Regions from separate parts of the Homo sapiens genome. Here region 1 is linked to region 2. The links are chromatin loops, found by intact Hi-C in ENCODE. Cell type or tissue: sigmoid colon. All regions are shown on one strand. Each heading gives the region's core, and the rest is flanking DNA. Links, peaks and the distances in the headings are about the cores only.

Region 1 (5,379 bases), core at 241-5,240, 430 kb before region 2:
GGCCGGGCGCTGTGGCTCACACCTGCAATCTAAGTACTTTGGGAGGCTGAGGTGGGCAGATGGGCTTGAACTCAGGAGTTCAAGACCAGCCTCGGCAACATGGTGAAACAATGTATCTACAAAAAAAAAAAAAAAAAAAATTAGCTGGGCGTATGGTCCCAGCTACTTGGGAGGCTGAGGTGGGAGAATCACTTGAACCCTGAGGGGCAGAGGTTGCAGTAAGCCAAGATCGCACCACTGTGCTCCAGCCTGGGTGACAGAGTGAGACCCTGTCTCAAAAAAAAAAAAAAAAAAACAAAAAAAGAAAAAGAAGTGAAGAGACTTAGCACTCTGCAGTTATCGCGCTTTCTCTCTGCACAAACTCAAATCATTTAAAAATGAGTTATTTTAATATTTTAGTAGTTGAGGCCAATGGAGTCAAAGGTACTTGCCCAAGGCCACAGGGCAAAACTCGGACATCTAATCTCGATGTTTTTGTTTACACTGACCTTCAATTCAAAATAAATATTGCTCGCTGTTTTATTTTCTCTACAAAGAAACCATATGCAGTGGTAGAAATGAGCAGTGTGGTGGCATCAGACCCTCACTGTACATGCTCTTAAAAAAGTGACTCAAAGGCTTAAAAAGTGACTTAAAGCCTCACACCTGTAATCCCAGCACTTTGGGAGGCCGAGGCGGGCGGATCACCTGAGGTCAGGAGTTTGAGACCAGCCTCGTCAGCAGGGTGAAACCCCATCTCTACTAAAAATACAAAAATTAGCCAGGTATGGTGGTGAATGCCTGTAATCCCAGTTACTCAGGAGGCTGAGACAGGAGAATCATTTGAACCCGCGGGGCGGAGGTTGCAGTGAGCCTAGATTGTGCCACTGCACTCCCGCCTGGGCGACAGAGTGAGACTCCACCTCAAAAAAAAAAAGTGACTTAAAATAAATTTTTGTTTGTGTGACAGGGTCTCACTTTGTCACTCAGGCTGGAGTGCAGGGGTGAAATAATGGTTCACTACAGCCTAAACCTCCCAGGCTCAAGCAATCCTCCCACCGCAGCCTCCCTAGTTGCTGGGACTATAGGGATGCACCACCATGCCGCCAGCTAATTCTGTTATCTTTTTGTAGAGATGAGGGTCTTACTATGTTGCCCAGGCTGGTTTTGAACTCCTGGGCTTAAGCGATATTCCCCCCTCCACCTCCTAAAGTGCTGGGATTACAGGCTTGTGCCACCACACCCGGCTAAAAGTGACTTTTCCTTTAACCCAGAAAGAACGCTTCCAATCTATACTAGTCAGAAATCTGGACCAGTGTTAATGTGGAAAATGCTCACCACACTCAGCTTTAAAACGGCAAAAAACTAGAAACACATGTCTGAACATAAGAAAATGGCTTTTTAAATGGCATATTATGTAGCCACTAAAATGAGATTTTTCAGGGTTGGATGCAGGACTATAAGCATAAGCCTATAATCTCAGTGCTTTGGAAGGTCGAGGCAGGGAGAATCACTTGAGCCCAGGAGTTCCAGATCAGCATGGGCAACATAGTGAGACCGCATCTCTACCAAAAAAAAAAAAAAAAAAAAAAAAGCCAGGCATGGTGGCACATCATGCCTGTAGTTCCAGCTACTTGGGAGGCTAAGGAGGGAGGATTGCTTGAACCCAGGAGGTCAAGGTGGCAGTGAGCTGTGATTGTGCCACTGCACTCCAGTCTGAGCAACAGAGTGAGACCCTGTCTGAAAAAAAAAAAAGAGATACAGAGATTTTCAAAAAGTATTTAATGACATAAAAAGTACTTAATGACATGAGGAAAAATTACAAACCACACTGTGTGTTTTTCTACACAGTGAAAAATGCTCACTACACTATAGTAGTGAGCATATGTCACTACTATAATCAGAAAAAAAAGGATGACACGATCCTGTCACTTATTAATGACTATGGCCCTTAAAGGGGAGATACATCCTCTGTGGTTTCTGATAACACAGCTTCTGATATGAAAGGCAATTGCCTCAAGTTAAGGAGATCCATGAAAGACTGAGGAATTGGATCAGATTACCTCTTAAATTCCTTCCAAAGCTTAGCTTTAACGTAGACTCCTCCAACCTGGGGGAATTTTCTTTAGCTCTGCAGAATGCAGATAAGGATGGTATTTGTTCAGAGCAAAGGATAGTAATAACAATTTCCCTGTGCATTTCTTTTTTTGAGTCAGGGTCTTGCTGTGTCCCTCGGGCTGGAGTGCAGTGGCACCATCACAGTTCACTTGCAGCCTCGACCTCCCTGGGTTCAAGCCATCCTCCTGCCTCAGCCTCCAGAGGAGCTGGACTACAGATGTGAGCCACCATGTCTGGCCCCTATACATTTTGTCACACCAGAAGGACCTGAGAAATGTTTGCATTGTTCAAGTATTTATTTATCTTGGAGTGAATTCTGCTTCAATTTTGTCTTTCTGTTCTTTTCTTTTCTGAGTTCATTTTAAAAAACTGCATGAATCCTTTCTAGCAGACCAGAGCCACTTGTTGTCTTGGGGTGATGGGCTTTTACATGTAGCTGGTCTTTCTGTTTAAACCCAAAGGATGGGAAAGTGCCCTTGACAGCTTTCAGCAAGGATCTCTAGCACTTACAAAAAGGGGGCTTTAGGGGAGTCATGCCAATCTATGGAGGTCACTGGGCTGGAACCGATCAGGCTTTCAACAAAAAAAGTGTTGATAGAAATGGACAATGGGATTCCAGGTACTGAATCCATATCATTTTAAACTGTTTATCTTTAGGACTTGGCGCATCTGCTAGAGAAAAACAGCAAATAGCACATCTAAAAACAGCTTGGTGGTTTTTTGCATCTTTAGAGAAAGCTGCTTTAGGAGGGTCTGCAGTATAGACCTCCTGTATCTGCAAGGTGACAGACGGAGGACCCCAAGCCGTGGGAACTGGTCACCTACTGTGGGGCCCAGGCCTCTCCCCACTGCAGGTCAAGCCCATCTTGAAGCCACCACCTGCTTAGTGCTCAAGGTCACCGCTCTCAGCCTGGTCCAGGTGCTGAAGGATCATCTCGACACGAGGGGGCGCCATCTCCTCACATTGTGAGGAAGCCTCTGGCATCGGGATGAATTTTGTTCTAGAGCTTTCCTTCTACAAACCTCGGTGTTGTTCTCGCTCACATGCAAGAAAGAATCGGAGTATTGTGAGGTCTGCAAATGAAAGGGTCCCTTGCCAAATGCTCTAATCCAGGCTCCTGGTGTTTGCGGGCCCAGATAGCTACAGTTTGTTGTCCCCTGGCTGCAAACCTTCTAGGAGTTTCTAGCTTTAGAAACCCTAGAAACAAACCCCTTCTAATGTTTCAGCTCCACAGCCCCTGCCCACCCAGCCCCTCAGACTTCCCATAGCAACCCAGGTTGGAGTCATCTCGCCCAGGTTTTCATATCTGCTCCACGGGCTTCACAGAAAAGTGCTGCTGGCTTGGAGCAGATCCGTAACTCTGATATCAAAGTCCTTTTTCTTTTGGGGCTAGGGCAGTTCAGGGAGAAGTTATGCCACTAAATGGGTGCCTTGTTGGGGAAGACGGTAATGACTGTAGGAATGAACAAATGATAAACAGCAGAACATTCTTCTGTTCATTGATTTGAATCAAAACAGACTGTAAATTGAGATGAGGAATGAATGTATTAATAGTAAACTGGACCTGCTTGGTGCCCTTTTTTGATGTCATGAAGCACTCTGCAGTTCCAGCTGCGGCCAAGCCTTGGGGCCTGGGGGACCTGGGTCACTGGAGTCTGGTTATGATCCTGTTGTTCCTGCAGAGGCAGCGTCAGGTTCTGCAGCCCCAGGGCCTGGGTTGGAATTGCAGCCCTTCCCTTCACCAGCTGTGTGACTTGGGCAAGTTGCCTAACCTCCTGCCTCATTTCCTTACCTGGAGAATGGAGATAGTGATGGTATATATCATGTAAATTATGTAATGCCTGCAAAACATTTAACGCAGCGTGGGCAAGGAGTCGGCACACCACAAACTAGAGCTGTTACTCTCATCCCCAGGATGCAGTCCCCTCTAAATGCAGTATTTTGTCTTTCAATAGAGGCAAGATGAATGCAAACATGGATCATGCTTCATTATGGATTTTTTTTTTTTGAGACGGAGTTTCGCTCTGTCCCCCAAGCTGGAGTGAGTGCAGAGGCATGACCTCAGCTCACTGCAACCACTGCTTCCTGGGTTCAAGCGATTCTCCTGCCTCAGCCTCCAGAGTACTTGGAACTACAGATGCGCCCCACCACACCCGGCTAATCTTTTTGTATTTTTAGTAGAGATGAGGTTTCACCATGTTGGCCAGGCTGGTCTCGAACTCCTGGCCTCAAGTGATCTGCCCGCCTTGGCCTCCCAAAGTGCTGAGATTACAGGTGTGAGCTACCGCCCCCGGCCTTCCATTTTGGAATGTTAATGCTTTGTTTCATTACCTTCTTTTTTTAAATTTTTATTTATTTTTTATTTATTTTTATTTTTTTATTATACTTTAAGTTTTAGGGTACATGTGCACATTGTGCAGCTTAGTTACATATGTATACATGTGCCATGCTGGTACACTGCACCCACTAACTCGTCATCTAGCATTAGGTATATCTCCCAATGCTATCCCTCCCCCCCTCCCCCCACCCCACAGCAGTCCCCAGTGTGATATTCCCCTTCCTGTGTCCATGTGTTCTCATTGTTCAATTCCCACCTATGAGTGAGAATATGCAGTGTTTGGTTTTTTGTTCTTGCGATAGTTTACTGAGAATGATGTTTTCCAATTTCATCCATGTCCCTACAAAGGACATGAACTCATCATTTTTTATGGCTGCATAGTATTCCATGGTGTATATGTGCCACGTTTTCTTAATCCAGTCTATCATTGTTGGACATTTGGGTTGGTTCCAAGTCTTTGCTATTGTGAATAATGCCGCAATAAACATACGTGTGCATGTGTCTTTATAGCAGCATGATTTATAGTCCTTTGGGTATATACCCAGTAATGGGATGGCTGGGTCAAATGGTATTTCCAGTTCTAGATCCCTGAGGAATCTCCACACTGACTTCCACAATGGTTGAACTAGTTTACAGTCCCACCAACAGTGTAAAAGTGTTCCTATTTCTCCACATCCTCTCCAGCACCTGTTGTTTCCTGACTTTTTAATGATTGCCATTCTAACTGGTGTGAGATGGTATGTCATTGTGGTTTTGATTTGCATTTCTCTGATGGCCAGTGATGATGAGCATTTTTTCATGTGTCTTTTGGCTGCATAAATGTCTTCTTTTGAGAAGTGTCTGTTCATGTCCTTCGCCCACTTTTTGATGGGGTTGTTTGTTTTTTCTTGTACATTTGTTTGAGTTCATTGTAGATTCTGGATATTAGCCCTTTGTCAGATGA
Region 2 (5,379 bases), core at 318-5,317:
CATGAGAATCTGAAAGTGCTGCTGGAGCCTGGGCTCTCTAACGGAAGCAGAGCACAAGGTCAAGTTTCCTGGGCAAGACCTTTCCCAGAGGCTCGAACAAGGACCTAAGTTCTTGCCCAACCTTTGACAAGTTTCCAGAGATGTTATGAAGAGGAGACAGTTCTTTCTGAGACTGGGCAAACAGGGAAGGTAGTGAAAAATGCTAATAATTTGTTTTGTTTTGTTTTTGAGACGCAGTCTCGCTTTGTTGCCCAGGTTGGAGTGCAGTGGCACCATCTCGGCTCATTGCAACCTCTGCCTTTTGGGTTCAAGTGATTCTCCTGCCCCAGCCTCCCCAGTAGCTGGGACTACAGGTGTGCACCACCATACCTGGCTAATTTTTGTATTTTTAGTAGAGACAGGGTTTCACCATATTGGCCAGGCTGGTCTTGAACTCTGAGCTCAGGCAATCTGTCCACTTCAGCCTCCCAAAGTGCTGGGATTACAGGTGTCAGCCACCACACCCAGCCTAAATACTAAGAATTTTTAAAGAAGGAATTGATGCTTATAGAATTTTGGTTCCTTTTTCTGTAGAATCAATAGGCTGGACTAGATCATCTTTAAGGCCCCATATAGTTGTTTTGTGTTTTTTTGAGACAGGGTCTTGCTCTGTTGCCCAGGCTGGAGTGCAGTGGTACAAGCCCAGCTCGCTGCAGCCTTGACCTCCTAGGCTCAAGTGATTCTCCCCCATCAGCCTCTCGAGTTGCTGGGACCACAGGCATGCACCACCACACCTGGCTAATTTTTATTTTTCTTTGTAGAGTCAGGAGTCTCACTACATTGCCCAGGCTGGTCTCAAACCTGGGCTCAAGTGATCCTCCCAATTCTGCCTCTTGAAATCCTGGGATTACAGGCGTGAACCACCACCCTTGGCTAATTCTAACATTCTTGAATCCTAAGAGTTCATGACCAAGGAATACAAAAAGCACAGCCCTGTTGGTGAGGATTTGGAGCAGCTGGATCTTCATTCATTACTGGTAGGGATGTAAAATGGTCTAGCAACTCTGAAAACTCATCTGGCAGTTTCTTATAAAATTAATCATGTACCTGCTATGTAACCCAGAGATTGCCCAAAGAAATGAAAATGTATGTTCACACCAAAACCTGTACATGAACTTTCATAGCATCTCTATTTGTGATAGCAAAAGCTGGAAATAACTCAGAGTAACAGATATTTAATGGTTAAATATTCATATGATGGGGTACTACTCAGCAATAAAACGAAACTAGCTCTTGATATACACAACTCGGATGGATGTCAAGAGCATTATATAGAGTGAGGAAAAGCTGATCTCAAAAGGTTGCCTACTGTCTGTTCTTATTTCTTTAACGTTCTCAAAATAACAGATTTATAGAGGGGATACCTGCTTAGTGGTTACCATGGCCTAGGGATTGCAGAAAGGGTTCAACTATTAAGGGGTGGCACTAGGGAGTTTCTTAAGGGTGATATAGCAATTTTGTTCCTTGGTTTTGGTGGTGGTTTCCCAAATCTATACATCAGATTAAATTATATCAAGGCTGGGTGTGGTGGCTCATACCTATAATCCCAGCACTTTGGGAAGCCGAGGCGAGAGGATCGCTTGAGACCAGGAGTTGAGGACCAGCCTGGGCAACCTAGCAAGATCCCATCTCTACAAAAAATAACAATCACAAAAGATTAGCTGGGTGTGGTGGTGTATGTGTGTAGTCCCACCTACTTGGGAGACTGAGGCAGGAGTATTGCTTGAGCCCAGGAGTTTGAGGTTACAGTGAGCCGTGATCATGCCACTGCACTCCAGCATGGGTGACAGAGCAAGACTTTGTCCCCGCTACACACAAAAAATTGCATTGCTGGGCATGGTGGCTCACACCTGTAATCCCAGCACTTTGGGAGGCTGAGGCAGGTGGAGCACCTGAGGTCAGGAGTTCAAGACCAGCCTGACCAACATGGTAAAATTCCATCTCTACTAAAAATACAAAAATTAGCTGGGAGTGGTGGCGGGCACCTGTAACCTCAGCTACTTGGGAGGCTGAGGCAAGAGAATTGCTTGAACCTGTGAGGCAGAGGTTGCATGATCTGATATTATGCCACTGCACTCCAGCCTGGGCAACAGAGAGAGACTCCATCTCAAAAAAAAACTGCATCAAATTACACACACACACACACACAAATGAGTGCATGTAAAAATGGTGAAATGTGAATATGGTCTGTGGTCTATGTAACTACAAGGATTATATCAACATCAATTTCATACTTTTGATGTTATACTATAGCTATGTCCCATGTTACTATTGGAAGAAACTGGGTGAAGGGTACACACAAAATTTTTGCAATTTCCTGTGAATCTATAATTCTTTGAAAAAATAACTTAAAAAGAGAGAAATGTACAAAATGGTTGTATCCTACATTCTCTAAAATTTGGGGGAAAAAAAGGAAAAAAGAAAAGCAAATTTCAAAGCCTTTCTCTGGGCTGTTGGCAGCCACTGCAGGCAGCGGAGGGAGCGCCACCTGCCCAGAGCACATGAGGCTGGTTTTCATTGTCACTGCAGAGGTGACACTTCTGGACTTTGACTGCTGCGTATGAACCAGGCACACTCGGCAGCACAGTGGGGACACATTGTGGCCATTTTGAATACCACAGCCTGAGATTTAGACTTTTCTTTCTCTGGCCCTAGCAAAAAGGACCCTATGGTAAACACCCTGCCTAATGAGGTTTGAAAGACAATAAACGAGACTGTGGTTGGCAGGGGTTCTCCAGATGTAGACAGCAGGCTCTCCTGGGCCATGCCCTTTCTGAATACTCAGTCAAGCTGTGCTATCTCCGTGAGGTTGCTAATTGGAAGCAAATTCTGAAAGCCACCCCACTTTGGAATCCCAGAGAGGCCTGGAGATGAGTTTCCTTTAAGACAAGGCAAGGAACCATGGGTTTGTTCTAAATTTTCAAGGACATGGAATCCTTTGAAAAGATTTCTTAAGGGAGCAGGTGCTTGGCTTTGGCTTCCGTCCCCATTGAGTCCAAACCTGAGAGCATCGGGAAAGCGGAGGTGGGACTCCATGGTGGTGGGGGGTGTTCCCAGGGAGAAGCTGGGGGCGCTTTTCCTGCCCTGAGCACTCTCCATCCTGGGCTTCTGTCTCTGAATCAGAAACAAAAGTTCCAGGGAAAACCCACTTCAAAATCTGCCCAAACGAAAGGCTGTGAGAATAAGGAGATGTTGTCAAAAAATATGTCTTTATGGTTTGGATCTGTGTCCCCAGCAAATGTCATGTCGAATTGTAATTCCCCAGTGTTGGAGGTGGGGCCTGGTGGGAGGTGAGAGGATCATGGGGGTAGATTTCTCATGAATGGTTTAGCACCACCATCCCCTTGGAGCTGTTCTCGTGATAGTAAGTGAGCTCTCGTGAGATCTGGTTCTTTAAAAGTGTGGCATCGCCCCCAGCTCTCTTCCTTTTGCTCTGGTCATGAGAAGTGCTGGCTCCCCCTTTGCCCTCTGTCATGATTGTAAGTTTCCTGAGGCCTCCCCAGAAGCTGAGCAGATGCCAGCATCATGCTTCCTGTATAGCCTGCAGAACCATGAGCCAAAGTTTAAGAGGTTTAGCCTGTTTTCTTTATAAACTACCCAGTCTCAGGTATGTCTTTATAGCAGTGTAAAAATGAACTAATACATACATATCTGTCAGAAAAAGATACAACATTTAATAACGATGGAATGTAAATATCAAATATTTTTATTTACAAACAAATAAAAGTTTTTATATAGAACTAAAATGATTTCTATAACACCTGTTTTCACTGTTCTTCAATATTTCTCTTTTAACTTTTCAAAGATTTTCTTTTTAAAATTTTTTTTTGTAGAGATGGGATCTCACTATGTTAACCCAGTCTGGTCTCGAACTCCTGGCATGTGATCCTCCCTCCTTGGCCTCCCAAAATGCTGGGATTACAGGCAAAAGCCACCACGCCCAGCCAAGATTTTCTTTTTTTATTGTCTGTATTTAAGATATGCAACAAGATGTTCTGACGTACATATGTGGAGTGATTACCACAGACAAGCAAATTAACATACCGTTAACATATTACACCAACCATTAACATGTCCATGTTCGTGTGTGTTTTGGGGGGGGGTATGTGTGGTAAGAGCACCTAAAACCTACTCTCTTGGCAGATTTCCAGTATGCAATGTGTACAATGCTTATAAACATTTTTCTTTATTAAAACAAAACAAAAAACCGCCACATATATGGAAAGAGCTGTGCTGGATGCCTAAGGAGGAAGCTTGATGGTTCTAAGCAAAGGCCAAAAAGTGGTCTGATCTATGGAAAAACTGGAAAGCCGGCAAAATTTGCTGTGAGAGCCCTTTCTCTGCTCCCATCTGTGCTGATCTGCTTTTTTCCTACAAGAGCCCATTGGCCTTTTATAGTTCCTGGGGAAAATGAAGCCCCCACGGTTGTGCCTCCTTGAGTTCCAGGACTTCCCCCTCTCCTTCCCATCCAGTTTTAACCCCCACACACCTGTGGCCTGCACGCTGGGGGTTCTTTTCTGTTTCTTTTGATCCTCTTCCTCTTTGAAAATCATCTTTGTAAAACAAACCTAATACGGCACCATTTCCGTCCAGATTCATGCTCCAGGAAGAAAGGGTGCTGGAGGCTACAGGGGGGCCTCACAGCCCATGTGATCTCTGTGTTACATTCATTTTCCACTAACAGAAATCAAAGAACATACCCTGCCATTCGGCCTGTGACAGGGGTCTTTGTTAACTTTGGGTCTTGCTAAAGTTCAGTAATGTCAGGGCAAACAGAACACAAGGAAGCTGAGACGTTCTCTGGCTTTCCGTTGCAAACTAGGCCTGTTGATGATGGTGACAAGCTTCTCAATCCCAGAAGCATGAAGCCAGCAAGGCTGGGAAAGCACCTTGGGGGAAGGCTCCATCAGAAGAGAATCAACTTTATCAAAACTTGGTTTGCTCTATCACAGCAGCGGCATTTCAGAAGCATCCTACCAAGTTGCTTGTTTCATTGATAAACTAAAGAAACCCTACATGTTTGGAGAGTTCTTGGTGAGGCCTGTTCATTGGAAGTCGTCATGCTTGTGTGTATCTTAGAGAAGAAGAAAATTCCAGTAGTTCCTCAGTCAAATGGTGTAATCCACTCCAGAATCATTGCCATCTCTTCTAATATTCTGAACCAGGCACAGAGAAAGTAGAAGCTCAGTGCATAGCTAAATGAAATTACCAGAGATTCTCAATGCCCCCATTTCCAGCTTTTCACAAAACCATTGTGCTCACATTAATAGCATCAAGGAAAGCTTCCTACTCTGTGAGCTCAATTAGAAACGTCATGTATTGTTAATGGTTTTGAAAAGG

The links. Hi-C counts contacts between places; a loop is a spot of excess contacts. Peaks named below come from ENCODE experiments on the same cell type or tissue, not always from the same donor. Only the 100,000 strongest peaks of a DNase experiment are listed, where the experiment ranks them.
Region 1: it touches region 2 in a loop (13-fold over the local background); 98 of 110 quality-filtered maps call a loop at or near these places.

Annotation. Positions count from the first base shown.
Region 1 is chr21:33,921,143-33,926,521 of GRCh38, forward strand. No RefSeq gene overlaps it. Among named protein-coding and RNA genes, the nearest start is that of LINC00649, 7.3 kb to the right of the region's middle. In sigmoid colon, for the core only: a CTCF peak has its summit at 3,043 (motif pointing right); DNase peaks (open chromatin) are centred at 3,049 and 3,792.
Region 2 is chr21:34,349,313-34,354,691 of GRCh38, forward strand. LOC105372791 (a long non-coding RNA gene) reads right to left here. Exons shown (of 3, transcript NR_188571.1): 3 at 3,694-5,379. Among named protein-coding and RNA genes, the nearest start is that of KCNE2, 12 kb to the right of the region's middle. In sigmoid colon, for the core only: CTCF peaks have their summits at 2,645 and 2,846; a DNase peak (open chromatin) is centred at 2,625.